Linked DNA regions of Homo sapiens: region 1 is linked to region 2. The links are chromatin loops, found by intact Hi-C in ENCODE. Cell type or tissue: PC-9. All regions are shown on one strand. Links, peaks and the distances in the headings refer to the core of each region. The heading gives the core; the rest is flanking DNA.

The links. Hi-C counts contacts between places; a loop is a spot of excess contacts. Peaks named below come from ENCODE experiments on the same cell type or tissue, not always from the same donor. Only the 100,000 strongest peaks of a DNase experiment are listed, where the experiment ranks them.
Region 1: it touches region 2 in a loop (8-fold over the local background); 20 of 110 quality-filtered maps call a loop at or near these places.

The regions. Positions count from the first base shown.
Region 1 is chr15:89,548,999-89,565,193 of GRCh38, reverse strand. No RefSeq gene overlaps it. Among named protein-coding and RNA genes, the nearest start is that of TICRR, 18 kb to the left of the region's middle. In PC-9, for the core only: CTCF peaks have their summits at 8,130 and 8,332 (motif pointing right); a DNase peak (open chromatin) is centred at 8,393.
Region 2 is chr15:89,490,307-89,505,758 of GRCh38, reverse strand. It overlaps RHCG (Rh family C glycoprotein), which reads left to right and starts at 9,176. Exons shown (of 11, transcript NM_016321.3): 1 at 9,176-9,398. The coding sequence starts at 9,215. LINC00928 (long intergenic non-protein coding RNA 928) reads left to right here. Exons shown (of 3, transcript NR_027077.1): 3 at 1-829. RefSeq lists an enhancer at 13,380-13,885. In PC-9, for the core only: CTCF peaks have their summits at 10,585, 13,350 (motif pointing right) and 13,553 (motif pointing left); a DNase peak (open chromatin) is centred at 10,008; H3K27ac peaks cover 445 bases.

The sequences.
Region 1 (16,195 bases), core at 4,382-12,381, 63 kb before region 2:
AACATGAGTTCGTTGTTTTTCTTTTTAACTTTTGAATTTTAATTATAGATCAAGTTTCTCTCTCTCTCTCTCTCTTTTTGTTATGGATACCCGGTGGCTCACACCTGTAATCCCAGCACTTTGGGAGGCTGAGGTGGGCGGATCACCTGAGGTAGGGAGTTCAAGACCAGCCTGACCAACATGGAGAAACCCTGTCTCTACTAAAAATACATAATTAGCTGGGCATGGTGGCTCATGCTTGTAATCCCAGCTACTAGGGAGGCTGAGGCACGAGAATCACTTGAACCCAGGAGGTGGAGGTTGTAGTTACCCGAGATCGTGCCATTGCACTCCAACCTGGGCAACAAGAGCAAAACTCCATCTCAAAAAAAAAAAAAAAAAATCAGACCAGGCGTGGTGGCTGATGCCTGTAATCCCAGCACTTTGGGAGGCTGAGGTGGGCAGATCACCTGAGGTCAGGAGTTTGAGACCCGCCTGGACAACATGGTGTAACCCCATTTCTACTAAAAATACAAAAATTAGCCGGATATGGTGGCACACACCTGCAGTCCCAGCTACTCAGAAGGCTGAGGCAGGAGAATTGCTTGAACCCGGGAGGCGGAGGTTGCAGTGAGCCGAGATCATGCCGCTGCACTTCAGCCTGGGCAACAGAGCAAGACTCCATCTCAAAAAAAATAAAAATAAAAGATAGACCAGGCACAGTGGCTCATGCCTATAATCCCAGCACTTTGGGAGGCAAAGGCGGGCGGATTACCTGAGGTCAGGAGGTTGAGACCAGCCTAGCCAACATGGAGAAACCCCGTCTCTACTAAAACTACAAAAATTAGCCAGGCATGGTGTTGGGCGCCTGTAATCCCAGCTACTCAGGAGGCTGAGGCAGGCGAATTGCTTGAACCCGGGAGGTGGAGGTTGCAGTGAGCCAACATCGCGCCACTGCACTCTAGCCTGGGCAACAAGAGTGAGACTCTGTCTCGAAAAATAATAATAATAATAAAAATAAAAATAAGTAAAATGGTTAAAATATTCCTATGTGTAAAAAAAGGAAAAAATATGTATATATAATAAAATAAAAAGAAATACAATGGCTAAAATGGTCAGCTTTATATTATCTGTATTTATTATAATAAAAAATCTTCAAGCTAGAAAAAAATCAATTGAGCATATTTGTATGGTCTATTTCTAGGTTTTTAATGTTAGTTCACTAACCTATGTGTCTGTTTCTCTGTTAGTACCACACAGTCTTGATTACTGTAGCTGCATAATAAATCTTAAAAGCAGGTAGTATGATTCCTAGCACTTTATTACTTTGTTGTTGTTCAAAATTGTTTTAGCTATCCTAGTTCCTTTGTCTTTCTATATAAATTTTAGAATAAGCTTATCTATATCTAGAAAGAATCTTGCTGGAAGTGCTTGAAACTTACAAATCAATCTGGGGAGAATTCACATCTTTGCTATGATCCTCCCAGTATGAGAACATGTGTATCTCTTCACTTAGTTAGGTCTTCTTGGATATTTTTTCAGTGTTTTGTAGTTTTCAACATACAAGTTACGTACATGTTTTGCTAGATTTATATCTAAAATACTTTTTTTTTTTTTGAGACAGAGTCTCGCTCTGGTGCCCAGGCTGGAGTGCAGTGGTGTGATCTTGGCTCACTGCAACCTTCACCTCCTGGGTTCAAGCGATTCTCCTGCCTCAGCCTCCTGAGTAGCTGGGACTACAGGTGCACGCCACCAAGCCTGGCTAATTTTTTGTATTTTTTAGTAGAGACTGGGTTTCACCATGTTAGCCAGGATGGTCTCAATCTCCTGACCTCGTGATCCTCCCACCTCGGCCTCCCAAAGTGCTGGGGTTACAAAATATTTCTTTTTTAAAACAATCGTATATAGTATTTTATATATATATATATTTTATAAATATATATACACACACACACATATAAAGGAGGAAAATGTATATATATATATACACACATACACATATGTATATATATTTTCCTCCTTTCTTTTTATTTATTTTATTTTATCTTATTTTTGAGACAGGTTCTGGCTCTGTTGCCTAGGCTGGAGTGTAGTGGTGTGATCTCTGCTCTCTGCAACCTCTGCCTTCCGGGCTCAGGCGATTCTTGTGCTTCAGCCTCCTGAATAGCTGAAATTACAGGCTTGTGCCACCACGCTCAGCTAATTTTTTTCTATTTTTTTGTAGAGATGGGGTTTCATTATGTTGCCCAGGCTGGTCTCAAATCTCTGAGCTCAAGTGATCTGCCCACCTCAGCCTCCCAAAGTGCTAGGATTACAGGTGTCAGCCACCACGCCTAGCCCCCGATTTTTCCTCCTGTCTAATGTATGAGTTTAGTGCCATGCATTTTCTTCTTAGCACTGCTTTAGTTGTGTCTCACAAATTTTCACACATTATATTTTCATTTTCATGCAGTTCCATTTAAAAAATTTCCCTTGAGAGTTCCTCTTTTGACCCTAGGATTGTTTAGAAGTGTATTTAGTTTTCAAGTGTTTGGAGATTTCCCTGTTATCTTTCTGTTAATGATTTCTGGTTTTATTCCATTGTGGTTGGTGAATATATGCTGTATGATTTCAGTTTTTTAAAAATTTATCGAGGTTCATTTTATGGCCCAGGATATGGTGTATCTTGGTATAATGTTCCATGGGTGCTTGAAAAGAACGTGTATTCTGCTGCTGTGAGGTGGAGTGTTCTTCTATAAATGTCAATTAGATCCTGTTGGTTACTGGTGTTTTTGAGTTCTTCTATATTTTGATTTTGAGTTTTTTTTTTTTTTTTTTTTGAGATGGAGTCTTGCTCTGTCACCCAGGCTGGAGTGCAGTGGCGCAGTCTCGGCTCACTGCAACCTCCGCCTCCTAGGTTCAAGCAATTCTCCCACCTCAGCCTCCCGAGTAGCTGGGATTACAGGTGCCTGCCACCACACCTGGCTAAATTTTGTATTTTTAGTAGAGATGGGGTTTCACCATGTTGGCCAGGCTGGTCTCCAACTCCTGACCTCAAATAATCTGCCTGCCTCGGTCTCCCAAAGTGCTGGGATTACAGGCATGAGCCACCACTCCCGGCCTATATTTTGATTTTCTATATAGCTGTTCTATCAATTGTTGAGAGAAATGTTGAAGTCTCCAACTATAATTGTGGATTTGTCTGTTTCTCCTTTCAGCTCTATCAGTTTTGCTTCATATATTTGTACAGCTCTGTTGTTTGGTGCATACGAATTTAGAATTGTGTGTATCTTTGTATTCTTGGTAGATTGACCCTTTATCATTCTGCAGTATCCATTTCTAGACCTGGTGATTTGCTTTGAAGTACTTTATCTGTTATTAACGTAGCTATACTTTGTTAACTTAGAATTAATTAAGATGTTTGAGTCTTTTTTCATCTTTTTACTGTCAACTTACATATATTATTATATCTGAGATGAGTTTCTTGTAAATGACATATTGTGTCATATATTTTTTTTAAATCCTTTCTCCCAATCTGTCTTCTGATATATTTAAACTATTTACATTTAAGGTAATTATTGATTCATTAGGGCTTAAGTCTGCCATTTTATTGTTTGTTTTTCTGATTTTTTTTCTCTTTTTTTACCACTTGCTTACCTCCAGGTTACTTGAACTTTAAAAAAAAAATCCATTTTGATTTATCAATTGTGTTTTTAAACGTATTTCTTTTGTATAGTTTTCTTTTAGTATTTTATCTAAGTATTCATTATGTACATATAACTTACCATGGTCTCCTGGTGAAGTATAGTAAAGTATAGAAAGCGTGCCTCCTTTTGGCCAGGTGCGGTGGCTCATGTCTGTAATCCTAGCACTTTGGGAGGCTGAGGCAGGTGGAGCATTTGAGGTCAGGAGTTGGAAACCAGCTTGGCCAACATGGTGAAACCCCTATCTTTACTAAAAATATAAAAATTAGCCGGGTGTGGTGGTGCATGCCTGTAGTCTCAACTACTCAGGAGGCTGAGACAGGAGAATCACTTGAGCCCGGGAGGCGGAGCTTGCAGTGAGCTGAGATCACACCACTGTACTCCAGCCTGGGCAACAGAGCAAGACTCTGTCTCAAGAGAAAACAAAGAGAGAGAGAAAGAAAGAAAGAAAGAATGCTTGCTTCCTTTTAAGTCTCTTTATCCTCTCCCACTTATAATTGTCTTAAATATTTCCTTTACGAATATTGATAACCACATTAGGCAATATTGCAATTTTTGCTTCAACCATCAAACATTTAGAATACTCAAGAAGAGAATGAAAGCTTATTGTATTGACTATAGTTTTACTCTCCCCATTGTTCTTTCTTCTTTCCTGATGTTCTAAGATTCCTTCTTTCATTATTTCCTTTCTGTTGTAAAGTCTTCTTTTAACCATTCTTTTTCTTTTTCTTTTCTTTTGAGATGGAGTTTCGCTCTTGTTGCCCAGGCTAGAGAGCAATGGTGCAATCTGGGCTCACCGTAACCTCCGCTTCCCGTGTTCAAGCGATTCTCCTGCCTCAGCCTCCTGAGTAGCTGGGATTACAGGCGTGTGCCACCACGCCAAGCTTATTTCTGTATTTTTAGTAGAGACGGGGTTTCACCATGTTGGTCAGGCTATTTTTGAACTCCTGACCTCAAGTGATCCACCCGTCACTGCCTCCCAAAGTGCTGGGATTACAGGCATGAGGCACCGCGCTCGGCCCTTTTAACCATTCTTTTAGGAAGTAGGTATCTGGGGGTGATGAACTCTCTTAGCTTTCCTTCAGTAGAGAATGTCTTAATTTTTCCTTTATTCCTGAAGGATATTTTCACTGGATGTAGAATTCTTCACATAAAACTTCTAGACACAAAACAGTTCTCAAAACAATATTCGAAAATATTGTGCCACTTCTGCCTGGCCCCATGGGGCTTCCACTGACACCATGGGTAGGGGAACCTCCTTACCACAGAGAGATGGAGGGAGTTCCAGCTTCCCACTCGGCCTTCTCTGACCACCTCCAGGCAGGGAGGAAGAGGGGTGCCTCGTTCTCACTTGGTTTTGGTGAAAGTCCTGGCTCTCCACCAGGCCTCCTCTGCCACTGTCCCAGCAGGGAGGGAGAGAGCATCCTAACCTTTGGATGGATGTGGTTCCCCAAGTGGCCTCCACTGACTTTGCAGGGGCTGGGCCTCATTGCCACTGAATGGAGATAAAAGTGCCAGCCTTCCACTTAGGCTTCTCTGACACCACCCTGGCAGAAGAAGGGGCCGCCTCTTTACAGCTGTGCGAGGGTGGAAGTCCAGGCTCCCACTCAGCTTTTCCACCATTTGTTTACTCTGTGGAGTTTGGCTGCACTAGAGTGATTATTGGCTAAAAGTTTCTGTCTTGCTAGGCTGCTCCTTTCCTGGTCGCTTGACTAGAGAGCAGCCCTTCTTGGGGCTTCTCTTGTCTGTGTCCATTGTTGTATTAAGTTGTCAGCTTCTCCAGGATCCAGTTAAGATACAATTAAGGCAAAATTAAAACCCAGAGGCTGGGTGTCATGGCTCACACCTGAATCTCAGCACTTTGGGAGGCTGAGGTGGGAGGAGCGCTTGAGCCCAGAAGTTCGAGACCATCCTAGGCAACATAGTGAGACCTCATCACTACAAAAAAAATGGGCACCGTGGCTCGCGCCTGAAGTCCCAGCACTTTGGGAAGCCGAGGCAGGTGGATCACCTGAGGTCAAGAGTTTGAGACCAGCCTGGGCAACATGGTGAAACCCTGTATCTCTAAAAAACTATATAAAAAATTAGCCAGGCGTGGTGGCAGGCCCCTGTGATCTCAGCCACTCAGGAGGCTGAGGCAGGATAATTGCTTGAACCCAGGAGGCAGAGGCTGCAATGAGCCAAGATCATGTGCCATTGCACTCTAGCCTGGGCAACAAGAGCGAAACTACATCTCAAAAAATAAAGAAATACATACATACATAAAAATTAAAATGTATTAGCTGGTTATGGTGGCACATGCCTGTGGTCCCAGCTCCTGGGTAGGCTGAGGTGGGAGAATTGCTTGAGTCCAGAAAGTTGAGGCTATAGCGAGCCATGATTACACCACTGCACTCCAGCCTGGACAAAAGAATGAGACCCTGCCTCAAAAAAAGAAAAGAAAAAGAAAACTCAGAGAACTCCCGCTGTGTCTTTCCCTGGGTCCCAAGTTCCCCAGCCAGTCTCCTTTCCCCTCAACCTTTCAGAGTCTTCTTATGTTTATTATATATGATATTCAAGAGTTTTTAGCTTTACATAATGGGAAGAATAGGAATAAATGTGTCTACTCCATTTTGTGTAGAACCAGAAGCTGTGGGAATCATTGTTCTTATTAACACTTATCTCCTGGAAGAGCATTCCATGCTCATGGATAGGAAGAATCAATATCGTGAAAATTGCTATACTGCCCAAGATAATTTATAGATTCAATGCCATCCCCATCAAGCTACCAATGACTTTCTTCACAGAATTGGAAAAAACTACTTTAAAGTTCATATGGAACCAAAAAAGAGCCCGCATTGCCAAGGCAATCCTAAGCCAAAAGAACAAAGCTGGAGGCATCATGCTACCTGACTTCAAACTGTATTACAAGGCTACAGTAACCAAAACAGCAGGGTACTGGTACTGGTACCAAAACAGAGATATAGACCAATGGAACAGAACAGAGCCCTCAGAAATAATACCGCACATCTACAACCATCTGATCTTTGACAAACCTGACAAAAACAAGAAATGGGGAAAGGATTCCCTATTTAATAAATGGTGCTGGGAAAACTGGCTAGCCATATGGAGAAGGCTAGCCATATGGAGAAAGCTGAAACTGGATCCCTTCCTTACACCTTATACAAAAATTAATTCAAGATGGATTAAAGACTTAAATGTTAGACCTAAAACCATAAAAACCCTAGAAGAAAACCTAGGCAATACCATTCAGGACATAGGCATGGGCAAGGACTTCATGTCTAAAACACCAAAAGCAATGGCAACAAAAGCTAAAATTGACAAATAGGATCTAATTAAACTAAAGAGGCTCTGCACAGCAAAAGAAACTACCATCAGAGTGAACAGGCAACCTACAGAATGGGAGAAAATTTTTACAATCTACCCATCTGACAAAGGGCTAATATCCAGAATCTACAAAGAACTTGAACAAATTTACAAGAAAAAATCAAACAACCCCATCAAAAAGTGGGCAGAGGATATGAACAGACACTTCTCAAAAGAAGACATTTATGCAGCCAACAGACACATGAAAAAATGCTCATCATCACTGGCCGTCAGAGAAATGCAAATCAAAACCACAATGAGACACCATCTCACACCAGTTAGAATGGCAATCACTAAAAAGTCAGGAAACAACAGGTGCTGGAGAGGATGTGGAGAAATAGGAACACTTTTACACTGTTGGTGGGACTGTAAACTAGTTCAACCAATTTGGAAGACAGTGTGGCGATTCCTCAAGGATCTAAAACTAGAAATACCATTTGACCCAGCCATCCCATTACTGGGTATATACCCAAAGGATTATAAATCATGCTGCTATAAAGCCACATGCACACGTATGTTTATTGAGGCACTATTCACAATAGCAAAGACCTGGAATCAACCCAAATGTCCATCAATGATAGGCTGGATTAAGAAAATGTGGCACATATACACCATGGAATACTATGCAGCCATAAAAAAGGATGAGTTCATGTCCTTTGTGGGGACATGGATGAAGCTGGAAACCATCATTCTGAGCAAACTATCGCAAGGACAGAAAACCAAACACCGCATGTTCTCACTCATAGATGGGAATTGAACAATGAGAACACTTGGACACAGGGTGGGGAACATTACATTGGACATTACTTGGACACAGGATGGGGCCTGTTGTGGGGTGGGGGGAGGGGAGAGGGATAGCATTAGGAGATATACCTAATGTAAATGATGAGTTAATGGGTGCAGCACACCAACATGGCACATGTATACATATGTAACAAAGCTGCACGTTGTGCACATGTACCCTAGAACTTAAAGTATAATAATAAAAAAAGAATAAAGATTGTGTCTTACAGACTAAAAAATAATAATAAAAAAACACAAAACTTATCTCCTTTGGGCAAAAAAAAGAAAAAAACCTTATCATATTGGGTTATATTCAAGCAACCTCTTTAAGAGTTTGCCGCATTTTCTAAACTGTAAATTCTTAGAATGAAAGAACTGCGTTTTATTTGTCTTCATATCCCTAGTTCTTAACAGAGTAGGGACTCAATACATTATTTTTTAAATTGTGTTGTAGTATGTTATTAAGTATTCATTACTTACCCAAAGGAAGTTGGGAATTTGTGCAGATACCGACAAGTTACCACTAGAGGGCAGCAGCAACAACTCTTTACAAAGGGCTCTGAAGCCTGCATGCCACTCCGGAATTAAACCTTTCCCAAGAACTGCCTATCCTTAGTTTTCATAAGACAAGCAGAAGCCTGGGAACTGATTGTAGTTGAGCCTCCCAGGGAGACAAAGGACTCTGGGTGACTGACAGGCTGCACCTGGAACACTGGGGCCCCATTCTTTTGGAGAAAGATGCTTCTCCCTCTTCCCTGTAAAGGGAAGAGAATTCACATATTTCCAGCATCTGGTGGGACAGTCATGATGTGCTGGGTTCTCCTCATAGTGGTTCTGCAAGGCGGGCATTATTTCTTCTTCTTCTTTTTTTTCTTTTTGAGATGGAGTTTCACTCTTGTTGCCCAGACTGAAGTGCAATGGCACGATCTCGGCTCACCACAACCTCCGCCTCCTGGGTTCAAGTGATTCTCCTGCCTCAGCCTCCCGAGCAGCTGGGATTACAGGCATGTGCCACCACGCCCGGCTAATTTTGTATTTTTAGTAGAGACGGGGGTTTCTCCATGTTGGTCAGGCTGGTCTCGAACTCCCGACCTCAGGTGATCCGCCCGCCTCGGCCTCCCAAAGTGCTGGGATTACAGGTGTGAGCCACCACACCCGGGCTATTTCCTCCCTTTTACACATGAGGAACTGAGGCTCAGAGGACCTCTCATAGCCAGTAAGAGGGAGTGCTGAAGTTATGACCCGGGCCTGACTGATCCCAGTCTCTTTCCAGTAGTCTACACTGCTTCCCCCAGGAGATGCAAGGACAGCCTCTGCCCTGATACAGTAGAGAGGAGAAGGGAGTTCCTTGGGCAATGGAGGGCCCAGCGTTGTGGCGGTAGAGAGCCAGGCTAGGGGACATGCGCAGAGGAAGCTGCATCCCAGCCCTCCCTGCCCCACACCCTGCAGCCTCTGAGCCCTGAGCCCTGGGGCGGGTCTCCTGGGGACATGGATTTTCCTCTACATCATCCATTCTGCACAGAGTCTTAGGACTCCAGTGGTACCTGGTGGTCTCTGGGGGAAGCCATCCCTTTGTGGCAGTATTTGTGGGCATGAAGAGACAGGGTTGGCCCTGAGCCACCTTTCTTTAATGCAGTGATGATCTACTCTGTGTTTAAGAGTTGTGTGATCTGTGGCCAGTGCAAAGTGAAAATGCAGGACCTCTTGTTTAAAAATTAAGAATTTCAAGATGGCAACATCAGAGCAAGAAACAAAGCACAGGTGCCTGCGAAGCATGCGAGCCTGTGCCATGATACACGTCACATGACCATGAAACCAGCCATGTCTGGGGCACTATTTCTAATTATGACATGATAACAGTGTCCATCTTTTAGGCACGTACTTTGCGCTATAGTCTGTCACTTTAAATATTTTATTTCTTTTAAGCTTTCTAGGGCTGTTTTTCCCCGCTGTGTGTTTTTATCCCTACAATGAGGAGGTTGGACTAGACCAGTTGTTCTTAACTCTAGTTACACATTAGAAGTACCTACGGACATTAAGAAAATACCCAAAGCTGGCCCCATCCCCAGAAATTCTAATTAAACTGGACTGGGGGAGGGGTCTGGGCATGTGAGTAAACGGCTCCCTTGTTCTAAGACTCTAGTTTCTATTTGAGGGTGATGATGACAAAAATATCCTTCCCCTCCTTTGAAAAAGCAGCTGAGGGATCTGGACCACTCTTGCTGCAGTTGGGCAGGGAGTCTTGAGGTCTCAGGTCTGTGAAGTTTTGCTGACAGTCACACGATGAATATGTGTCCCTGGTGGGTCTAGCTAAGGGGCAGGTCTCCTGGGGACATGGATTTTTCTCTACAGCATCCACTCTGCCCAGGGTCTACTCCAGTGGTACCTGGTGGTCTCTGGGGGAAGCCATCCATTTGTGGCAGTATTTCTGGGCATGAAGAGACAGGAGCGGCGTTCCTTCTGTTTCTGGGATCTTCCAGCTTGCCTAGCTTCCTTTGTAAAGCCAGAGCAATTTGTGAAAAGCTGTTATAGAGAAGAAAGCAACAGGAAAATAAAGTTGACCACACACTTTCTGAGTCCCTGGCATTGTGCTGAGGAGCGTTTGTATTTGATCCTCCAAAAACTCTTCCGGATGAGTCTTTTTTTAGGTCTCCGTTTTTATAGCTCAGAAAGGATACGTTGCTAGGCATCACACAGCTGATGAAGTGGTCCCTCTACTGACTGCGAGGCAGGGGCCAGGACTGTGGTTCAGAGAGGCTGTGGAGGTGGACTGGGGTATAGAAGTGGTCAGAGAGGTGCCCTGTCCTCTATCTGACCCCTGCTAGCCTGAGGCCTCGGACCCTATGCTCTTCCTCATGCTCCACCCCCTCCTACCCCAGCAGTACTCCCTGGCCAAACAGTGTCTACAGGCCAGTGTAATCCCAGACCGTTGTGGGACTGGCCCTCCTTTTTCTAGCCAGGGGAGCTGAGCCGTGGCTACAGCCAGTGAGTTGCGGCCCAGGCCTGTCTTATCAGGACTGCACAGAGCCCAGAAACCCCTCACCTGTGAGAATGATCTGGAACACTGGGTCCATTCACCGATCCGGGAACCCAAGGACAAAAGGCAGGTCCCCTGGGGAGGCCGCCCAGTCTCCTCATGGGAGCCCGTCAGGAGATGGGGCTAACACAGACTCAGGCTGAAACTCTGTATAAAATCGAACACCTTCTCTGAATCCTAGTTACGCTGCAAAGAACCAGAGTGTGGCAGCCAGGGTGGGAGCAGGCCACACCCTGATGGCCATCAGCCTCTGGCTCCCCTCAATGGGGGTTAGCCTCACTTTTGAGGAAGGAGCTCAAATTCCCCTCACCACAAACACAATACTCAGAGGGGCTTATAGAGGTTCAGGGGAGCTGTGAGGTCCCGGGTGAAGGAATGAGAAGGAATGGAGACCTCAGTTTGAGTTTCGGGGAGCGAGCAGGATTGCAACCTTCCTAATAGAGCCTTGGCCAGAGCAGAGGGGAGGGCTACAGCTGAGGCCCCACCCTCCTAGGAAGCCACACCATCCCCTTCAGGACTGTGGACCTGCAGTTTCACAACCCTGAGCTGGGCTAAACCAGTGAGACCTGGACCAGCTAATGGGAGCATGAGCAAAGATTTCTATCACACTGTGAATTCTAGGGCTGCCAAGTGGTTTAGGAGTAAAGGGCTGGAGGATCCATTTTGAATTCATTCTTCAAAAGTGTAGGGTCAAATGAAAAGTGTTTCCTGAGATGAAACTATGATATGGGTTGGACGGTGGTGATGATCGCACAACATTGGGAGTATATTTCGTGTACAAGAATGTTTATAGCAACCTTATTCATAATAGCCCCAAACTGGAAACAGCCTAGATGTGCATCAATAATAGGAAAATGGGTAACAGTGCTAGAGTCACACAATGAAATACTACTCAGAATAAAAAAGATCAAACTACAGATACATGTGGTAACATAGGTGACTCTCAAAATCATTACGTTTAGTGAAGGAAGCCTTACACAAAAGAAAATGTTCGATATAATTCAATTTATATAAAGTTCCAGAACAGACAAATCTAACCTATGGAGGAAAAGAATTACAAGAGTGGCTTTGTCTGGTAGGTGGGGCAGGGATTGACTAGGAAGAGGCAGGAGGGAATGGTAATGGGGTTAGGTACTGCTCTATATCTTGGTAGGGATTGGGTTGCACCGGTTTATTCATTTGTCAAAATTTGGAAAAGTTTCACTTAAGATGCTGCATTTTTTTGCTTATGAATTTCACCTCAAAAAATTAAACAAGGCTGGCCGAGGTGGCTCACACCTATAATCCCAGCACTTTGGGAGGCCGAGGTGGGCGGATCATGAGGTCAGGAGTTCGAGACCAGCCTGGCCAACGGTGAAACCCCGTCTCTACTGAAAATACAAAAATTAGCCAGGTGTGGTGGCGTGCACCTGTAATCCCAGCTGCTCAAGAGGCTGAGGCAGGATAACTGCTTGAACCCGAGAGGCAGAGGTTACAGTCAGCTGAAATCATGCCATTGCACTGTAGCCTGGGCAACAGAGCAAGACTCCGTATCAAAAAAAAATAATAATAATAAATTAAACAATACTGAACCCTAGTTAATGAAAGGCATGCTGAAGTAATTAGGGGAAAGGGTGTCGATGTCTGCAATAGATTTTTGGATCCATAAAAAATAAAGTGGATTGATGGATGGATAGAGATGAGACGTAGCAAATGTAGTAAAAATTAATAGTACAATCTGGGTGATGGGTGTAGGAATTTTGACTGTAAAATCATTATGTTTAAAATTTTCTATTTAAAAATGCTGAGAAAAGATACATTGCTATATCATGGAGTAGCACGTAAAATTTATGTGACTTCCGTGCTAGAACAAGAGTGTTTCAGCAGACCCTTCAATAAGTTTGGCCTAAAGCACCTGCTGTTCCCCACAGTTACGTACCATTACTGATTTTTTTTCCTTTCTTTCTCTTGGGAAACAAATGAGCTAGCAAACTGTGCCTGATATGTGGTCTGTCTCTCTCTCTCTGTGGCCAGAAATTCTACCTGTTTGCTGTTTTAACAGACTCAAGAGGGCTGCCCACTGTACTTGTCTGAAAGCTGTAACCAAGTTATGGTTGGTTATTTGTATGTCACTAAGGCCCATAGTTTCTGCCTAAGGAAAAGTAATAAAATAGGTCAGATCACCTCTCCCCTTTAAAGCAGCTGCGTTAATGTGAGCAACATGGCTGAAGGTTGGCACGCAAAATTCTGTGTCCACATCCTAAGATTGAGATGAAATAAGTAGAGATCTAGACTCTTCAGAGTTTTTCTTGTTGTTGTTTTTTGTTTTGTTTTGGTTTTGGTTTTTAGAAACAGGGTATTGCTATATCGCCCAGGCTAGTCTCAAACTCCTGGGCTCAAGCAATCATCCTGCCTCAGTCTCTGAAGTAGATGGGACTATAAGTGCACACCACCACACCCGCTGGACTATTCAGACATTTGAAAGACACTATTGTATCCGTAGAAGCTGAAAAACCAGAGTGGTTATTATGTGAATATCTTGAGTATTGTCTTAGGCAGAGGATAAAGAGAAGAAAAGAAAACCCCTGTGACTGGAGTCTGCCCCTTGGTGGACTAACTCTTCTGACTCATCGTTTCATACCATAAAAAGTGGAACTACTGCCTTCCTGAATTGAATGCAACAAGGGTTTCAGACAATGAACTTCAAAGAAACACTGTGTTCCTTGTGGACTGCTTGGGGCATGCCCTTCGACCCCTGAGAGTTATCCTCACTCTCTCTTGTTCCTAGGGCCACTGTATTAGTTTCCCTGAACTGCCTTAACAAAGTCCCCAAGACTAAGTGGCCTAAAACAGCAGCAATTTATCCTCTCACAAGTCTAGAGGCTAGACATGAAATCAGTGTTGGCAGGGCCATGCTCACCCAATGGTACAGGAGAGACTCTCTCCCTGCCTTTTCTAGATTCTGTTGCTGGCCCTCCTAGTGTTTCTTGGCCTGTAGATGCATTGCTTCAGCCCCATGGCCAGCTTCTCCCTGTGTGTCTTCACATCCTCTTCCCTCTCTGCATGTCTTCTGTCTCTGTGTCAAATTCCCACTTTTTTTTTTTTTTTTGAGACAGAGTTTCACTCTTGTTGCCCAGGCTGGAGTGCAATGGCGCGATCTCGGCTCACTGCAACCTCTGCCTCCCGGGTTCAAGTGATTCTCCTGTCTCAGCCCCTCGAGTAGCTGCGATTACAGCGCATGCCAGCACGCCTGGCTGATTTTTGTATGTTTAATAGAGACAGGGTTTCATCATATTGGTCAGGCTGGTCTTGAACTCCTGACCTCAGGTGATCTGCCTGCCTCAGCCTCCCAAAGTGCTGGGATTACAGGGGTGAGCCACTGCGCCCAGCCTCCCACCCTTTTTTTTCTTCAACTTTTATTTTAAGTTCTGGGGTACATGTGCAGATTTGTTACACAGGTAAACATGTGCCGTGGTGGTTCGCTGCACAGATCAACCCATCACCTAGGGATTAAGTGAGCATCCATTAGCTATTCTTCCTGACGCTCTCCTTCCCCCATCCCTACCAACAGGCCTGAGTGTGTTGTTCCCTGCAACCCATGTGTCCATGTGTTCTCATCATTCAGCTCTCACTTAGAATTGTGATTATGTGGTGTTTGGCTTTCTGTTCCTGCATTAGTTTGCTAAGGATAACAGCTCCTAGCTCCATCTGTGTCCCTGCAAAGGATATGATCTCATTCCTTTTCAGGGCTGCATAGTATTCCATGGTGAATATGTACCACATTTTCTTTATCCAGTCTATAATTGATGGGCATCTGGGTTGATTCCATGTCTTTGCTTTTGTGAATAGTACTGCAATGAACATATGCATGTGTGTCTTTTTCAAATTCCCCTTTTCGTAAGGACACCAGTCATATTGGAGTAGAACCCACCCTGATGACCTCATTTTAATTTGATTACTTCTATAGAGGTCACCTCTACAGGTAGAGACTATTTCCAAATAAGGTCTCATTTATGAGTACTGTGGGTTAGGACTTGAGCTTCTCAGGGGGACACCATTCAACCATAACAGGCACTTTGGAAAAAAAAGATTTGAGGAGCTTTGCATTCATTATCTCATGTAATTGTTAGAATAATATTATGAGGTGCATTGTGGTTGTTTTTAACATCTGAGGAGACTAAGGTGGAGAAAGGCATTAGATGACTTGGTCACTATCACCACAGTGGACACTTACTGTCATAATGCACAGCATTCATCCTTTTCCTTTAGTGACGGCATCCTCATTTCCGTAAAGGTAGAAATTGCTTCCCCTCAAGTCCCTGGCTGTGCCCCCAAGCTCCTTCATCTCTAGCTTGTACATGTAAGCCATATTTAGACAGGATTGTTTGAGAAGGGCTGCCTATGGACATAAAAGTAAAATAATAAATTTTATACAGAAATGAGGGTATCCTGGTCATCATTTTGTTAGAGGCCCTCTTTATTCAGAAATAGCATCAAGATGAATATATTCCAATATTTTGATTTGCATTCAGAAATTCAGGTTGAGCCTGGCACAGTGGCTCACGCCTGTAATTCCAGCACTTTGGGAGGCTGAGGCAGGAGGATCACTTGGGCTCAGGAACTCAAGACCAGAAATCTAGTTTGTTTCTACTATTGTCCAGTGGAATACTGTATGCCCGAATTAATTGTTCAAGTGGGGAAAAAAGGCATCTTATAGTCTACTTGATTATTTTCAAAATAGAAATATTTTTTAAATCAGAAAATAAGAAATCAAGTAAATGCTATTATTTAAAAATTTCAGATGACACAGTTACAAATATCATCCAGAATTCTACTGCTATTAACATTTTGACGTATATATCTGTGTATGTAGCTATTCTTTTAAAATGGGAGCATAGTATGTTTATTATTTCATAATTTGACTTTTTAAACTTAAAATTATATTATTAGTAACTTTACATGCCAATGAGCAACTCCACATTATCCTATTTAAACAACAAGATGAATTGCTTGGAGAAAAATTCCTCCAGGTATAAAACCCAAACCTCGGCCAGGTGCAGTGACTCACGCCTGTAATCCCAGCACTTTGGGAGACTGAGGTGGGTGAATCACTTGAGGCCAGGAGTTTGAGACCATCTTGGCCAACATGGTGAAACCCTGCCTCTACTAAAAATACAAAAATTAGCTGGGCGTGGTGGTGTGGGCCTGTAGTCCCAGCTACTTGGGAGGCTGAGGCAGGAGAATTGCTTATGAGCGGAGGTTGCAGTGAGCCAAGATCGCACCATTGCACTCCAGCCTGGGAAACAAGGGCGAAGCTCCATCTCAAAAACAAAAAACAAAAAAACCCAATCCTCCTGTCCAGGCAGCA
Region 2 (15,452 bases), core at 7,453-15,452:
GTGACTTTTAGACAAGTGATCGACCTCTCTGAGCCAGAGTTTCTACCTTGTAAAAAAAAAAAAATCCCTTCCTGCATGGTCAGCTGTCATGAAAAGGACACATGGTGATGGGCAGACAAAGACAAGGCTTAGCTTCGTGTTTGACTCCTAGGAGCGCCCAGTTCATGGAGGCTGCTGCTGTCACTAATCTGTTTCCATCTTCCCCTGGGAATCCTGAGGTTTATCTGTGAGCCTTTGGACTGCTGTATGGACAACATACTCTGCAGTAGCATGAAGAAGTGAGTGAAGACCCTCCCTTGAACCGTTTGCCCTGAAAGAACAGAAGTCACATCTTGATATCTCAGTGCCTTTACAGTGCCAGGGATGGGGTAGGTGCTGAGCGCCTGGTATGTGCTCACCCTATGCTGTACAACACACAGAAAGCCCCACAGGGTTTGAACTGTAATTAGGTAGAGGGTGTGTGGGACTCGCCTTGGGTCTCTGACTTTGGCTTCTGCTCCCGGCCTTGGATAGGCTGATATTTTCTAGTAGATATCAGAGACTCCGGTTGATAGCACCACAATGGCTTTTCTCCCAACTTTTTGTTTTACGTATTATCAAGCCAACAGAGAAGTTGCAAGAATAGCACAATGAACATGCATATACCCTTCACCTGGATTCACCACTTTTGTTTCATTTCTCTCAGTATATATGTTTGTGTGTGTTGGAGACATATGACATTTTACCTCGAAACCAGGCATCTCCTAGGAAAAAGAGCAGCCTCCCATATAACAACAATACAATGATAACCCTTAAAAAACTTTGCATTAATAAATCCCATTAGTTAATATACCATTCTTAGTTCCTTTTCCTCAGTTGTTCCAATAGCGTTTTTTTTTAAGATTTTGTCTTGATCCAGGAGCCAATCAAGAATCAATCAAAGCATTTTATGGATTTGTCACGTCTCTTTAGCCTACAATCTTTGCCCTCCTTGTTTTTTGTTTGTTTGTTTGTTTTTGACATCCATCACACCTACATTTCTTTTTAAGACTCCAGACCAGTTGTTTTGCAGAATATCCCTCAATTTGAGTTTGTCTGCTGCTTCTGCGTGATTAAATTCAGGGTATGCATTTTTGGCAGGAATAGCACATTTGGGATTGTGTCCTTCTTGGAGCAGCCCATCAGGGAGCAGCACATGATGTCCAGTTCCCCACTATTGCTGTTCTTATTTTTGATCCCATAAGTTGTCATGGAAGAGAGTTTTGCAGAGAGACCTACACCCTTTCCCCTCACTCCACAAGCCACCTACACTGAAGATCTCCCATGAGTATGGGGAGGCAGCCCTGTCTGTGGCTTTGAGGGACTAGAGATGATGGAGGCATGTCCAGAGCTGCTTCCCGGGGCCCCTAGCCCATTCCCCCAGCCCTAATCCCCGCTCCCAACTCCAGGGAGGGCGTGGGACCCCCTCTCCTGGGCCCTGCCTTTGCAGACTTTTCAGAGAGCACCAGAGGGGAATGCCATTACCCACCGTCATAGAAGCAGCACCAATTATATTTGTGACATTTTTCAGTTTACAAAAGACTTTCCTATTGCTTCTTTTCTTTTTATTTTTCTTTTTTTCTTTTTTTTTGAGATGAGGTTTCACCATATTGCCTAGGCTGGTCTTGAACTCCTGGGCTCAAGCAATCCTCCTGCCTCAGCCTCCCAAAGTGCTGAGATTGCAGGCCTGAGCCATTGTGCTCAGCCCCCATTCATTTCTAGTGGCAAATAGTAAAAGCTGCCACTTCATCAAGTACATACTACCAGTCTCGGGGTTAAAAGCATCATTATGCATTAAGGTCATCCCAGGTACTCCTGTCACCCTCTGTATGGATGGGGAAACCAAGGCCCAGAGAAGTTAAGCAGCTTGCCCAAGGTCCCCCAGCTAGGAAGTGGCAGGGCTGGGACTGGAGCCCGGGCCTCCTAGAGCCTCTGGGTCACTGTGCTAAGCACCAAGCTGCATGGTCTTTGAGCATCACAGCAAAATGAGAGCTGAGCAGCACAGACACGGAGGCACCCATTTGCAAATCAAGGAAATCAGGCCCAGACAGGGGGTGTGATCTGACAAAATTTGTGAAACTGGGACCAGCCCCAAGAACTTCTGAGTCCTGGCCTAGTGTCTCGCCACAGCCTCAGGCTGCGTGTGGGACCAAGGCCAGAGATGTCAAGGATGCAAACAGTCATCTATCAAGAGGGATGAGTAGAGAGAAGGGTGATAGCAGGGACAGTCCCAGCACCACGCCCTCAACACAGCCACACCAGAGCAGGGGAGACTCCACCTCACCTGGAAGAAAGACAGCCTGAACCACCTTTGCCTCGAAATCCATCTCCCTGCCTGCCAACGTGGCTACCACACCCTGCCTCTCCCTGGCTGGGGAAAGAACCATCGCGTCCCAGCCGTCAGTCATCCCTGCTTGTCAAGGCACACACATTTTAGGAGGAAGAGGCCGGTTCCTTAGGAAAACCCCTGCCTGGCCTGTTAGACTTGAGCAGCAGGTTTCTTAAACCCCCATCTCAGAGGACAAGGCAAGAATTCCACCTCTGGGTTGTCATCTGAAGTACCAAGCTGGGGTGGGGAGAGGGAGGTAGCCTGGAATCATGTGGTAGGGCATACATGAGACAAGAAAAGCCAAAGGGCAGAGGGTGAAGGTCTACCTATTATCTGCCCTGCAAATCCTAGATCAAAGTCCACCTCTTCCATGAAGTCCACCCTGATCACCCCAGGGCCCATCAAGCTCTCCTCAGGTATACAGGAAAGTGCTCATTCTGCTTTAACCACTGGGGCAAACTTGTATCTCCTTTTCTATGGTGCAAATCTGGGGGGCATGCTTATATAGTTATTTGGGCCTGATATGGAGCTGTGTGCAGTGGGTGCTCCGTACATGTTTTAAATAACTGAATAAATTGAAAGAATCCATTCATCCATTCATTCCATTGGAAAAATAATTAATGGGCAACAACCGCAAGCTAGGATCTCTTCTAGGTGTCCTTGCCCTTGGGTGCTGATGTTCTAATGTAGGAAGACACCATAGACAGATACGAGAAGCGCTAGGAAGAAACAGTGTATGAATGCTTGACGTGGAGGTTGGGATAGGAGAGAGTGGGGAGAGAGCCCTCCACCCTCCCGCTGTCTCATCAATCCCCTCTAGCCCCAGCCCCCTTTACCCACAAGGACAGACACTCCGCAGAGCACCTGGGCCTTGCCTGAGGTGGGCGGGCAGGCTGCTGGCCATGCCTTATGTGAGCTGGAGACAGAATGTTCTGGGAGGGGACATTTTTCCTAGGCTTCTGGAATAGTGGCCATTTTTTCTTCCAGGAGCACCAGAAATAAAACTGCCGGCCACCCAGGGGAGAAACTGAGAGCTTGGCCTTTACTAATACCAAGGGCAGTTGAGGAAGGGGACAGCTGCCTGGGGTGTTCAGAAAAGGGCAGTCACAGCTGGGCGTGGTGGCTCACGCCTATAATCCCAGCACTTTGGGAGGCCGAGGCTGGCGGATCACCTGAGGTCAGGAGTTCAAGACCAGCCTGGCCAACATGGTGAAACCCCGTCTCTACACAAATACAAAAATTAGCTGGGCATGGTGGTGGGTGCCTGTAGTCCTAGTTAGTCGGGAGGCTGAGGTGGAAGAATTGCTTGAACCCGGGAGGTGGAGGTTGCAGTGAGCCGAGATCATGCCATTGCATTCCAGCCTGGGCAACAGAGTGAGACTGAGTCTCAGAAAAGCAAAGCAAAGCAAAGAAAAAAGAGAAGAGAAGAGAAAAGAAAAGAAAAAGAAAAAGGGCAGTCACATCAAAATGCTGTGGGCTGGGACTAGGGCACCGGCAGATGAACTGATTTCCCCGCCTCCCTCCATGGGGCCTTCCTTGGCCGCTCAGTGTACATTGTACTCCTGGCCTCCTCTCTCCCGCTTTCCTCCCCTCTGCTCCACACAGCATGTATCACCCTCCCACATGCTGTCTGCTTTACCTATCTATTGTTAAACACAGTAGATAAGTAAGGTACATACTACCAGGTTGTTTGCCAACCTTCCCCACCATTCGTAGAATGCCAGCTCCACCAGGACTAGGATTGTTGCTTCATTTGTTCACTGCCATGTCTCAGCACCTGAAACAGTGCCTGGCACATACTAGGTGCTCAAAGAATATTATTCATTCCTTCCTCAATCCTTCAAGAACACTCCCCAAGTGCCTCTTCTGTGCCCCCACACTATACTGTGAGCAGGGGACAGATTTATAAATAAGATGTTACCCCTGTCTTAACAGAGTTGATGGACCCTCTAGGGAATGAATGACTTCAGAGGGTGGTGTGCTCCCCACCCCCCTCATCCCAAAAGCTCTCTGTCCTAGCCCAACTTTCAACTTGGACCTCCAGTAACTGGGCCTGTAGAGCCTGCAGAGGTGGTGCTAGCAGTTGCTACTGCTGTCTGTGGTCTCATCTTCTCAAATATTATGCAGGGGGCACTAGGAGAGGGCTTCACTGTCTCCGGGTGGTAGGACCTCACACAGGGGACAGGTGCCATGATCGATGTGGCTGGGAGGATGCTGGGTGTGGGAAAGAGAGAAGAATGTGGAAAGGAAGAAGAGGGCATGCTGGGAGGAGAGGCAGAGGAAGCCGAAGAGGGCAGCCTGCAAACCCCACACAGGATGAGACACAGTGAATGTGGTTGAGGTCACTCCAGGATCAAGGGTGAGGCCTTTCCTGGGTGACTTAGGTCCTGGCAGGGCTGCAAGAGGCTGTGAAGCAATGCACTCGGCTTGTCCAACCAGAGAGAAGGCTGCATGTGAGTGGGGAAAAGCAACAGAGGGGCTAGCTCCTCTGGGCTGGGGGGCACCTTGCAACTAGAAGCAGCTTTGGAAATGACCCATTCACAATCTTCATTTCACAGGTGAGGACGCAAGCCCAGAGAGGCTAAGAATTTGCCTGAGATCACCAGCAGAGGGAGACAGAAACTGGACCCACACCAGGCCAGGACTCCTTCCACCATCCTACACTTACCTGCCTCAGTTCTTCAACCTTGATTACCTATCTTTCTCTGCAGAATCTCAAGTGGCACATGCTTTTCAATTGTTCCAGGCACTAGGAAAAAAATGAACAGGAACTGAGGGCATGTCACATGCCAGGCACTGTGCTGGGCTCTTCGCCATGCTGTATCTCAGAATAAGTCTCACCAGCTGGGTGCAGTGGCTCACGCCCGTAATCCCAGCACTCGGGGAGGCCGAAGTGGGAGGATCACTTAAGCCTGGAAATTCAAGATCAGCCTGGGCAATATAGCAAAACTCCACCCCTACAAAAATACAGAAAACATTAGATGGGCATGGTGGCACAGACCTGTAGTCCCAGCTACTCAGAATAAGTCTCACCAAGACCCGAGGGGAGATAACTGTCTCGATTTTACAGATGAGAGAGTAGAGACTCAGAGAGGTTGACAATTTGCCCAGGGTCACACAACTACTCAAGAAGCAGAAGTAAAACCAGGGACGTCAATGCCTAGCTTTCCCTCTGCTCCCCCTATTCTGCAGGGGTCACGCCACCCAGGCCCTCAGGCTGTGGAGGCTCTGACAGTTGGTCTTGCCGCAGAGAAAGGGATGAAGAGAAGACTTCTGGACTGGAAGAGGCTCCCTGGGCCCCTTCCTTGGTTGGTGATTGCTGGGGCTCACTGAGGTCAAGAGAGACCTAGCAGCTTCCTGGAATAAAACAAAGGGAGAAATACCATAAAGGGTTAAATACTATGGTATGTTGATATACTATAAACAAATAATTTTTTCTTTTTTCGAGATGAAGTCTTGCTCTGTCGCCCAGGCTGGAGTTCACTGCAACCTCCACCTCCCGGGTTCAAGAGATTCCTCTGTCTCAGCCTCCCGAGTAGCTGGATTACAGGCGCCTGCCATCACAGCCAGCTAATTTTTGTATTTTTAGTAGAGACGGGGTTTCACCATGTTGGCCAGGCTGGTCTCAAACTCCTGGCCTCAAATGATCCACCCGCCTCAGCCTCCCAAAGTGCTGGGATTACAGGTGTGAGCCACTGTGCCCGGCCAGGACTTGTTTTTGAATGTTAATTCATGATGACCTATATTAGTTGAGTGGCCCAGAAATGTAACCCAAGAAAAAAACCATCTGATAACAGTGTCTCCCTTGAACCTTGTATCCCCTTTGTAGTCTGAAGCCCATCGTTTGTACCTTGAGTCTACCAAATATGAAGGTCAAGGGCAAACGGCCTTCTTGTGCTGGCTGTGGGTAGTGACCGTGCTTGGCTGTGGCTCCAGGTCTGTCCCACTGAGCCTCTGCAGGGCTTGTGAGTCAGCGTCTCTCTCCTGGACCCTGTACCCTGCCCCATCAAGGAGTCCCCCAAGGGGGTCCCGGGTTCCAGCACCACAGGTGTGCTAGGGGACTCTGGAGGAGGTCTGGATGGGAGGGCAGTTCTCACAATGAGCAAGACACCCCGGCTTCCCTATCCTTTAAGCAGGCCAGCCTGGTGAGCAGGTCTTCCACCTGCCCCCTCCCGGCCCAGGCTTCAGGGACCACGCCACCCACTGCCCTCTATCCCATAACGCCACTGCTCCTGTGGGGAACCTAGATGCTCATGAATCTACTTGCAGCAGCCTCCCCCACCCCAGCCCTTGTCTCCCTCCCTCCACTTACTCCCATTGCCGTGTACTTGAAGTTTTTCTCCCCAGCAGTGAATGCACATGCACGAAGTCAAACCCTCCTTCTCGCTCCTTCCAGAGGGGACAAGCAGAATGGCACAGTAGAAAGACTACAGCCTTTGAAATCAGACAGCCCAGGGTTTGAATCTCCAGCAAGTTCCTTAGCCAATCTGAGAACTCAGGTTTTTCAACTGTAGCATGTACCTACAATGTCCACTTCACAAGTGTTTAGTTGAGAATTTAAATATATATCAAAAGGATCCGGCAACCGCAGGAACTTAATAAATGGTCCCTATTGCTGGTATTGCTCATGCAGTGTCTGGCTGCTTCTTTGCCAAGGGAGTGGGGATACCCTGGTACCCCAAGCTGGCACAGTGTGGCCACACTCAAGTTCCAAGCACCCTGATTAGGTGCTTAGCCTCAGATGTTATACATGGCATTAGTGGCTTTTACAAATCTGGGATTTCAACTGGCAAGATTTTTTAAAGCCAGCATTGGCAAGAGTGCATGGGAAAAGTCACTGACCCCTGGCTCACAGGGTGCATGCTTTGTCTCGTAAAATCTTTCTAGGGGAACATCTAGAGATATGTATTGAAACAGCTCTGCCTCCAGGAATTCACAGAAAGTTGTGCAAAGACTTACATATCTGGATGTTCATGACAGCATGATTTGTAATACTAAACAAATAAAAAATGACCTCATCGCTCGTCACCTAACACTAGGGATTGTCTAGATAAAGCACAGTATATCCTGCTATAAAAGTTATGTTGTGGCAGGCTGGGTGTGGTGGCTCATGCCTGTAATCCCAGCATTTTGAGAGGCTGAGGTGGGAGGATCACTTGAGCCCATAAGTTCAAGACCACCCTGGGCAAGATAGGGAGACCCCATCTCTACAAAAAAAAAAAACTTAGCCGGGCGCGGTGGCGCACGCCTATAGTCCCAGCTACTCAGGAGGCTGAGGCCAGAGAATGGTGTGAACCCGGGAGGCGGAGCTTGCAGTGAGCCGAGATCACCCCACTGCACTCCAGCCTGGGCAACAGAGCGAGACCTGTCTCAAAAAAAAAAAAAAAAAAAAAAAAAAAATTAGGTGGGCCTGGTGGCACATGCCTGTGGTTTCAGCTAATTGGGAGGCTGAAGTGGGAGGATCACTTGAGCCCAGGAGGTCAAGGCAGCAGTGAACCATGATCAAGCCACTGCCCTCCAGCCTGGGCATCAGAGCAAGACCCTATCTCAAAAAAATAAATAAATAAAAAAGAAAAAGAAAAAGAAAAAAAGTTGTAGAAGTATAATATGGGAAGGTGTTTACAAAATATGAAAGGAGTTAAAAACGCTATAAATTAGTATGATCGTTTGAAACACTCCCCCTGCTCCCCTCCAGCCCCTCTTCAATGAGCTAGGAAAAGACTAGAGTACATACACCAAAATATTAGTATTGCCTCTGGGTGGTGGGATTATGAGTGATTTTTACTTTCTTCTTTGTGTTTTTCTGTATTTTCCAAATCTCTACAATTATCTCTGTATTTTTAAAGAAAAATTAGAAAATCAAATTTATTTTGACAATATACAGACTAAGCAGACAATATACAGACTGTTATACTGCTGAACAGAGAAACATGGGGATCATTGGCCTCCCAGTGAGATCAGAAGGAATTCCCAGACCTAAATATTATGGTTAACTCATGTCAAGATCACAGATCTTAACCAGAAGACAGTTCCTGACTATGGACCAATGAACTTGTGAAAAACTCTTAAATTGTTCTTACAATCCTTTATACGTGTTTTTTTTCTTAAAACCCTTGTATTTTGGAATAATTTTAGATTTACAGAAAAGTGGCAAAGACAGTCCCCATATAGCCCTTACTCAGTTTATCCTACTGTTAACATTTTACATAACCATGACATTTGTCCCAACTAAGAAAACAACATGGGAACGTCACTATTAACTAATTTTCAGGCTTTATTTGGATTTTACCAGTTTTCCAATTAACATCCTTTTTCTGTTCCAGGGTCAAGTCTGGGGTAGCACATCACAGATGTCTCCCCAGGCCGCTCTGTTGTGTGACAGTGTCCCAAACATTCCTTGTTTCTCATGTGCCCTGTATGAATTTCATAATCAGAAAAAGAAAGGACAGATGATGATGCAGATGATGATGGCAGATGATGATGATGTTGATGATGATGACTTAGGTCTGGGAATTCCTTCTGATCTCACTGGGAGGCCAATGATCCCCGTGTTTCTCTGTTCAGCAGAACAAAAGGAGAAAGGCCCCAGTATCAACGGGACACACAGAATTTGGGGCACCCTGATCCTCCTGCCCACTGCCTTAGCCTCTGCTCCTGCCGCTGTCCCCCAGCCCGACGCGGGGAATCTTTTGGGGCCCTCGGCTTGGGTTGGGCCCCTGCCAGTTGGGCGAGCGCGCGGGCGGTGCCCGAGTCAGCTGCTCCGTGCCCCACGTGGCCGCCCCGCCCCCCTGCCCGGGTCTCAAAAGCCCCGCCGGCCTCCGAGCGTCCGAACCGCCCGCTGCCAGCCCGGCCAGGCACCCCTGCAGCATGGCCTGGAACACCAACCTCCGCTGGCGGCTGCCGCTCACCTGCCTGCTCCTGCAGGTGATTATGGTGATTCTCTTCGGGGTGTTCGTGCGCTACGACTTCGAGGCCGACGCCCACTGGTGGTCAGAGAGGACGCACAAGAACTTGAGCGACATGGAGAACGAATTCTACTATCGCTACCCAAGTAAGTCTCGCCGCCTGCAGGCCCAGCGGAGGCATATCCGCGCCGGTCCCCACCTGGCCAAGGGCTCGGCCCAGAGCTGGGCAGAGGAGGGGATCTACCCTGCAGCCGCGGACTCCGCATCTCGCCGGCCTCTGCAGGGCATGCGTGGGAAATTGTCAGATGTGCACAAACTCCTTTTCCCCGTGAAAAACTAGTAGGGAAAACACCGGGATGAGGTTTTTATTTGACCGCCCTCCCAGCCGTCAGAGCCCCCCAACATCCCTGTCAGAGAGCCCTGCTTGGTATACTAAGAAGATCCGAGTCCTCTCGCCCCATTACCAACCAGTGGATGACCTGGCTCCCTTGTCCAGAGGAGCGCTTACTCCAAATAAGCGCCAGCCCTGCTGTGGGCAGAGGTGTTGTGGGACCACTGGTGGGCCAGGAGGCCAGGACACCCACCCCCTTTTAGCTTGGAGAGGGAAAACAAGCGCCCCTGAATCTTCTGGTGTCAGCGGTGCTGTGGTTAAGAGCATGACCCTACAATCACACACCTCCCTTTCTCTCATGCTCTCGTGGCTCTTGCCACAAACCAGGTGGCTGGCCTCAGGCAAATGCCAACCTTCCTAAACCTCAATTTCCTCATCTACAGAATGAAGATAATGGTAGGACCTCCTTCACAGGGGTTGGGGTGAGGCTGTGGCGAGGAAGTGCATGTAAAGCTCTGGCAGAGTTGGGGTGGGATCCTTTCTTCATAATGGAGCAATTGCTACAAGAGCACCAAACACAGGTGCCCTAGGACTCAGGAGCAGGGAGAGCTAGCCCAAGGTCACTCTGAGCTGCCCGACCTCTGGACTCCCAGCCTGGGGCTCTTCCCAAAATCAGAATGCCCTTGTACTTTCTGATTTTCCACTCCATCCGCCATCAGCCAATGAAAATTATTCTAGCCGGTGGTGTTCATGTAGTCATTGACTGTTAGCTTTGAAAGGGACCCTAAAGCCCCTCTCCAGCAGCCGCCTATATCAACTGGTATTCCCTCCACACCTTAGACATTCTCGGCAACAGGGGATTCTCTATCTCCAAGAAAACAACTGCACACTTTCAGAATGGCAGCCTGCATGAAAAAAGACTGCGTTTGGGGGGCTGCAGGCTTGGTGGGAGCCAGCCATATTAAGTGGCTGCCAAAAAGTTAGGGCTATCATGGGCTGCATTTAATAGTTACTTGGTGCCTAGAAGGGAAGTAACAGATAAGGGGTGCGCCCCCTGCTGGGGAGACCACAGTTTCTCCTGGGCTCCATTTAGGGCTGTTTTTTAAAAGATATCTTAGACAGCTGCAGCCTTGGGATTCAGGCTCCAAATCCACTGTTCACATTGTCCACCTTTCCTCTCCTCAAGGGGGGGACTTTCCAGCAAACAGTGAGGCAGGCAAGCTTGAGACCCTCCTTTACCTGTTCTTCTCCCTCCCTCCCGCACTTGCTTCCCACTTGACCCCAGAGCATAAGGGGCAAGAACTCCCATGGGCGTTCACAGGTCCTCAATGTGTCTGGGGAGTGGAGGACCTCAAGACCTTAAATAGGCTGGGTGCGATGGCTCACACCTGTAATCCCAGCATACTTTGGGAGGCTGAGGTGGGAGGATCGCTTGAGCTTGGGAGTTTGAAGCTACAGTGAGCTATGACAGCACCACTGCACTCCAGCCTAGGTGACAGAGTGAATCTCTATCTCTCTCCCTTTCAAAAAAAAAAAAAAGAAAGAAATGAGAGAGAGAGAGAGAGACCCTATAATAGGAGCTGCAGAACCTCACCAGTGGGGAGGTACAGTCCTTACATCTCCCCAGCTCTTATCCTCCTCGCACCACACTTGCCCACCCACCTTTCACACCCCAGGTTAATGTGTTCATGCAACAAGTGCTTATCTGTAGTGTGATCATACAATTTATCATCATCAGAGGACACCTCTGAGAGTGAAGGTGGTGCTGGTAGTAATTTGCTGGGACCCATGGATAAGCCATGACTGTCCTGGCAAATCAGGGCTATGGTCACTCTGGATAAATAAGTTGAATATCCTGGGTCTCTGTCCCCAGACTTTTTGGAAGCAGAGAGGGGCACCGTGGCACCCAGGGCCTCAGTGGGACCAAGTGCTCTGAGCAGAAGTGATCTGTGATGGCTTCCTGGGAAGTGGTGGATGGTGAGGAGGGGAGAAGCCGAGCAGCCAAGGGGGCCACTAAAAGGGGGTGGTGTTGCGAGGAGGGGCAGTGGTTCTGTGTGGCCCAAGAGTAGGGTTTGTGAAAGGGATGGGGTAAGGATGCTAACAGGGGGAGAGCCCCAGCATCAAGGAGGGCCTTGAGTTTCCCCTGCTAGTTCTCCTGGAGAGCTCTTGGCCAATGGAGCAGGAAGCAACAGAGGAGAGGGGTATAGGGGAAGAATCTTGGCAAGAAGTAGTGGCCACCCCTCCAACCGCACGTGCATTCTCTCCTTTAATCATCACCACCACCTGTGAGGGAGGTGGTGTGATGACCCCCATTCTACAGATGAGGAAACTAAGGCCAGAGCGGAGAAGTGTCTTGCAAAGGTCACTCAGCTGGGAAACCAGGGAGCGAGAGGAGCAGCCCTGGGGTCTGAGCCCACACTCCTGGCCCACTCTCCTCCCTAGTCTCAACCTTCCCCCTTTCCCCCGCTCCACTCACCGTGGCTGTGGTTAGGAGTTAGAGGGCACAAGGCTTCCTGGCCCATGTGAGTCCCCAAGCCTGGGTTCCTGGGCAGCGAGGTGATTCCTAGGGGATTGGGGTGAGGGCAGGCTCCAAGGTGCCTTCCCTGTTCCTGGATCCAGGCCATCAGCAGCTGTGCAGGCCTCGTTTCTACTCAGGGGATGAGTGAAGCCTGCTGGGCATCTCCAGTTTCCGGAGGAGTCCAGCTCCAGTTGGCTTGGCCCGAGGGTAGCTCCCCAGGCATGGGCCCTGCAGCAGGTAGCAGGCATGGAGCCAGCTGGGGACTCACGTTGGCAGTGCCCTCGGAGGCCCGTGATGCAGCCAGTGGCTGTGGTTGCTAAGCACGCAGCTTCCCTGTGGGCTGGTGCTCCAGGGTCTGGGTGAACCGCTGAGGGCAGTGGCTTCAGGGAGGCTGGCCCAAGGAGGAGCCACCAGGGCTTGGACTCCAGAAGCTCCCTGGAAGACCAAGGGAGGAGTGGGACACATTTCGGGAGATGACCCAGGGCGGAGGAAGCTCTGGTTTCAAACACCGGGAGGACTGTGTCATGAGGCCGAAGCAGGCTCCATTTGATAAAGGACGAGCTTACCCACAGGCAGAAGGCAGTGGAACTTTAGAATTAAACAGATCCCATTCGGGTGCATCACTGCATGGAGGAGCCAACCACCTCGCCACAGTGAGCCTCAGCATGCCCATCTTAAGGTAGAAATGTTATTTAAAGTACAGGATCTCTAAGAAGACTCAAGATGACAGGTGACTGGTAGGGCACTCATCTCCTGGCATAAAGGGAGAGGACAGTAAATGCTGCCACTGGGCTTCCCCAGAAGGGAGTAAGTGCTCCTTCCATGAAGGTGTGTAAGTATCAGCACCTTGTTAGAAACATGGTGGAGTCACCTCTCCCTATATTAGTTGGAACTATTATAGCATTTAAATTCTTTTGTGCACTTCCCAATCACAAAATGCTTTTTGCCTGCCCTGTCAGGTGGGGCATTTATAATTTCCATTTTATGATGGAGGTAATGGAGGTTCGAGAGGAGCTGGACACTCTCAGCCAGCCAGTAGCACAGGCAGGGTCAGAGCCAAGCCCCCACCCCAGGGCCTACCTGCTTTCCAGGGTCTTCTGTGGCATTGCTGCCCCCTGACCATCTCCCCAGGAGATTTTGCAGTGTTGATGTGGAAGAGGTGGGCACGGAGTCTTGGGGGAATTGGGGAACTGGCCAGTAGGTCTCAAAGAAAACAGTTAGGCTGGGCTGCGAATGGGAGGGGGAGGGGGGCAGCACCCAGCCCCTGGAGGGCACCATCCTTCGTGTGCTGATGCAGCAGAGGGGAGGGCTGCAGAGGCCCATTAGTGTGGGACACTTTGTTCCCCTAGACTCAGCCAGCCTGGTGGGGGACTCGTCTACAGAGGGAAGCAGCAGGAGCTAGAACGGGGCTGGGGGCTGGGAGTAAGGGGAGAGGGAGAACAGCTGGGTACTGGTGCCCCCTGGAGGCCAGAGTGCCAGCCCTGCCCCATCAGGGACCTCCAGGTTGAGGAAGCCAGTTCTGGGCAGGACAGCTGGAGTCACCAAAGCTGGGGAGGGAGACTGAGGGTCAACTTTGTTGACCCTCAGCAAGTTGCCAACCCAATGCAACCTTGTCAGTCTTGAAAGAGGAAAAGAGAAATAATAACTTATATGATGGGGCAATTTCTAAAGAGCCAGCTGCCTTCGCATAGGGCTTTGATTGCGTTATACCATTACATGTGTGCTACAAAGCTCTGCAGTGAGCACTGTCCAGGGGCTGTTACTATCTCCCATTTGACTGACAAAGAACCTGTAGATCTGAGAAGTTCTGTCCTTTGCTAAAGGTCCATACGGTTTGGACCCTCAAATCGTCACTATTAAAAATCTTTTTTTTTTTAATTTTTATTTTTTTGAGATGAAGTCTCACTCTGTTGCCCAGGCTGGAGTGCGATGGCACAATCTCAGCTCACTGCAACCTCTGCCTCCCGGGTTCAAGTGATTCTCCTGCCTCTGCCTCTCGAGTAGCTGGGATTAAAGGCGTGCACTACCTTGCCCGGCTAATTTTTGTATTTTTAGCAGAGATGGGGTTTCCCCATGTTGGCCAGGCTGGTCTCGAACTCCTGACCTCAAGTGAACCACCTGCCTTGGCCTCCCAAAGTGCTGGGATTACAGTCATGAGCCACCACGCCCAGCCTAAAAATCATTTTAGGTAGCATCATACTTTATGAAACAGAAATTAATAAATGGATACATTTTGATGCTGAATTAAGACCAGTTTGACAGATAAAGAGATGGGAAGCAAGAGGACAAATTGGGGAGGTGCCCAAGGAGAAGGAAGTGGGTGTCTGTGTTCCTGACGGAGGGAAGAGAAGAAAAGAGACACCCCCAGACAGGGTGAAAAGGAGAGACAGGGCACCCACCAGAGCAGGGAGAAGAGCAGGGTGAGAGGGGACAGGCAGGGAGGATGGACCAGGAAAGCGAGGGCTCCCTGCTCCTGCTCTCAGGCCACACAGAGGCCAAGGCAGCCCTGAAACCACACACACCTTCCCCTGCAGCAGCGGCTCCCTTGGTCCTCTTCAGCTTCGCCCCTGCCAGCATGTCGCCTCTATACCACCAGGCAACTGACACCCTTCTCATCGAAAGGACCCCACTTGCGGTGATGCTGTCTTCCCCCAGGGGCTCCTCCCACCTCCCTGCCAGCGTGTCCTTCGTCTTCTCTGCTAGCTTCAAGGCACAGCCAGTTCTCAGCTTGTGTCTCTCTCTCCCTTCATTCCCACATTGCAACTCACAGCTCTATTTGCAGGCCTGGCCAATCTCAGACCTCAGCTCCAAGCCCCCACAGCCAGGCTCCATTTCTCCCCCTAACCCCCGCCCACCAGCCCAGCCCTCACCCCCCTGGTCATCTGAAATTCACCACGGCCAGGCCAGACCCAGCACCTCCCTCCCACGCAGCAACCTCTTCCCACTGCCTTGTGTTTGTCAACAGCGCTGCCATCCTGTCATCCTGCCAACTCCCCTCCCCGCTTCTGGAATTGTCATCTGAATTTGTCACCTCCCTCTCTTTCACACCTCTCTTCCAGTCTGTCACCCATCAGTTCTTCCCAGAATAACCATAATACCATTTATGGTGCTTCACATACATCAGCTCAATTTCTTCCACAACAGTTAGAAATGTGATAAACCCTGCAACACGATCATACATGAAATCATTTGCGCACATTGAGAAACCTAAGCTGAGGTGTATTTGTTCATGTAAACTCAGCACCGATGCTAAATTCAGAGGGAAGTTCAGAGCACCACCCTGGGGCAGGACCCACAGCTCTCCCACACTGGCTTGTACCCCTGCCCTTCAGTGTGCCAAGCCCCCTAAGC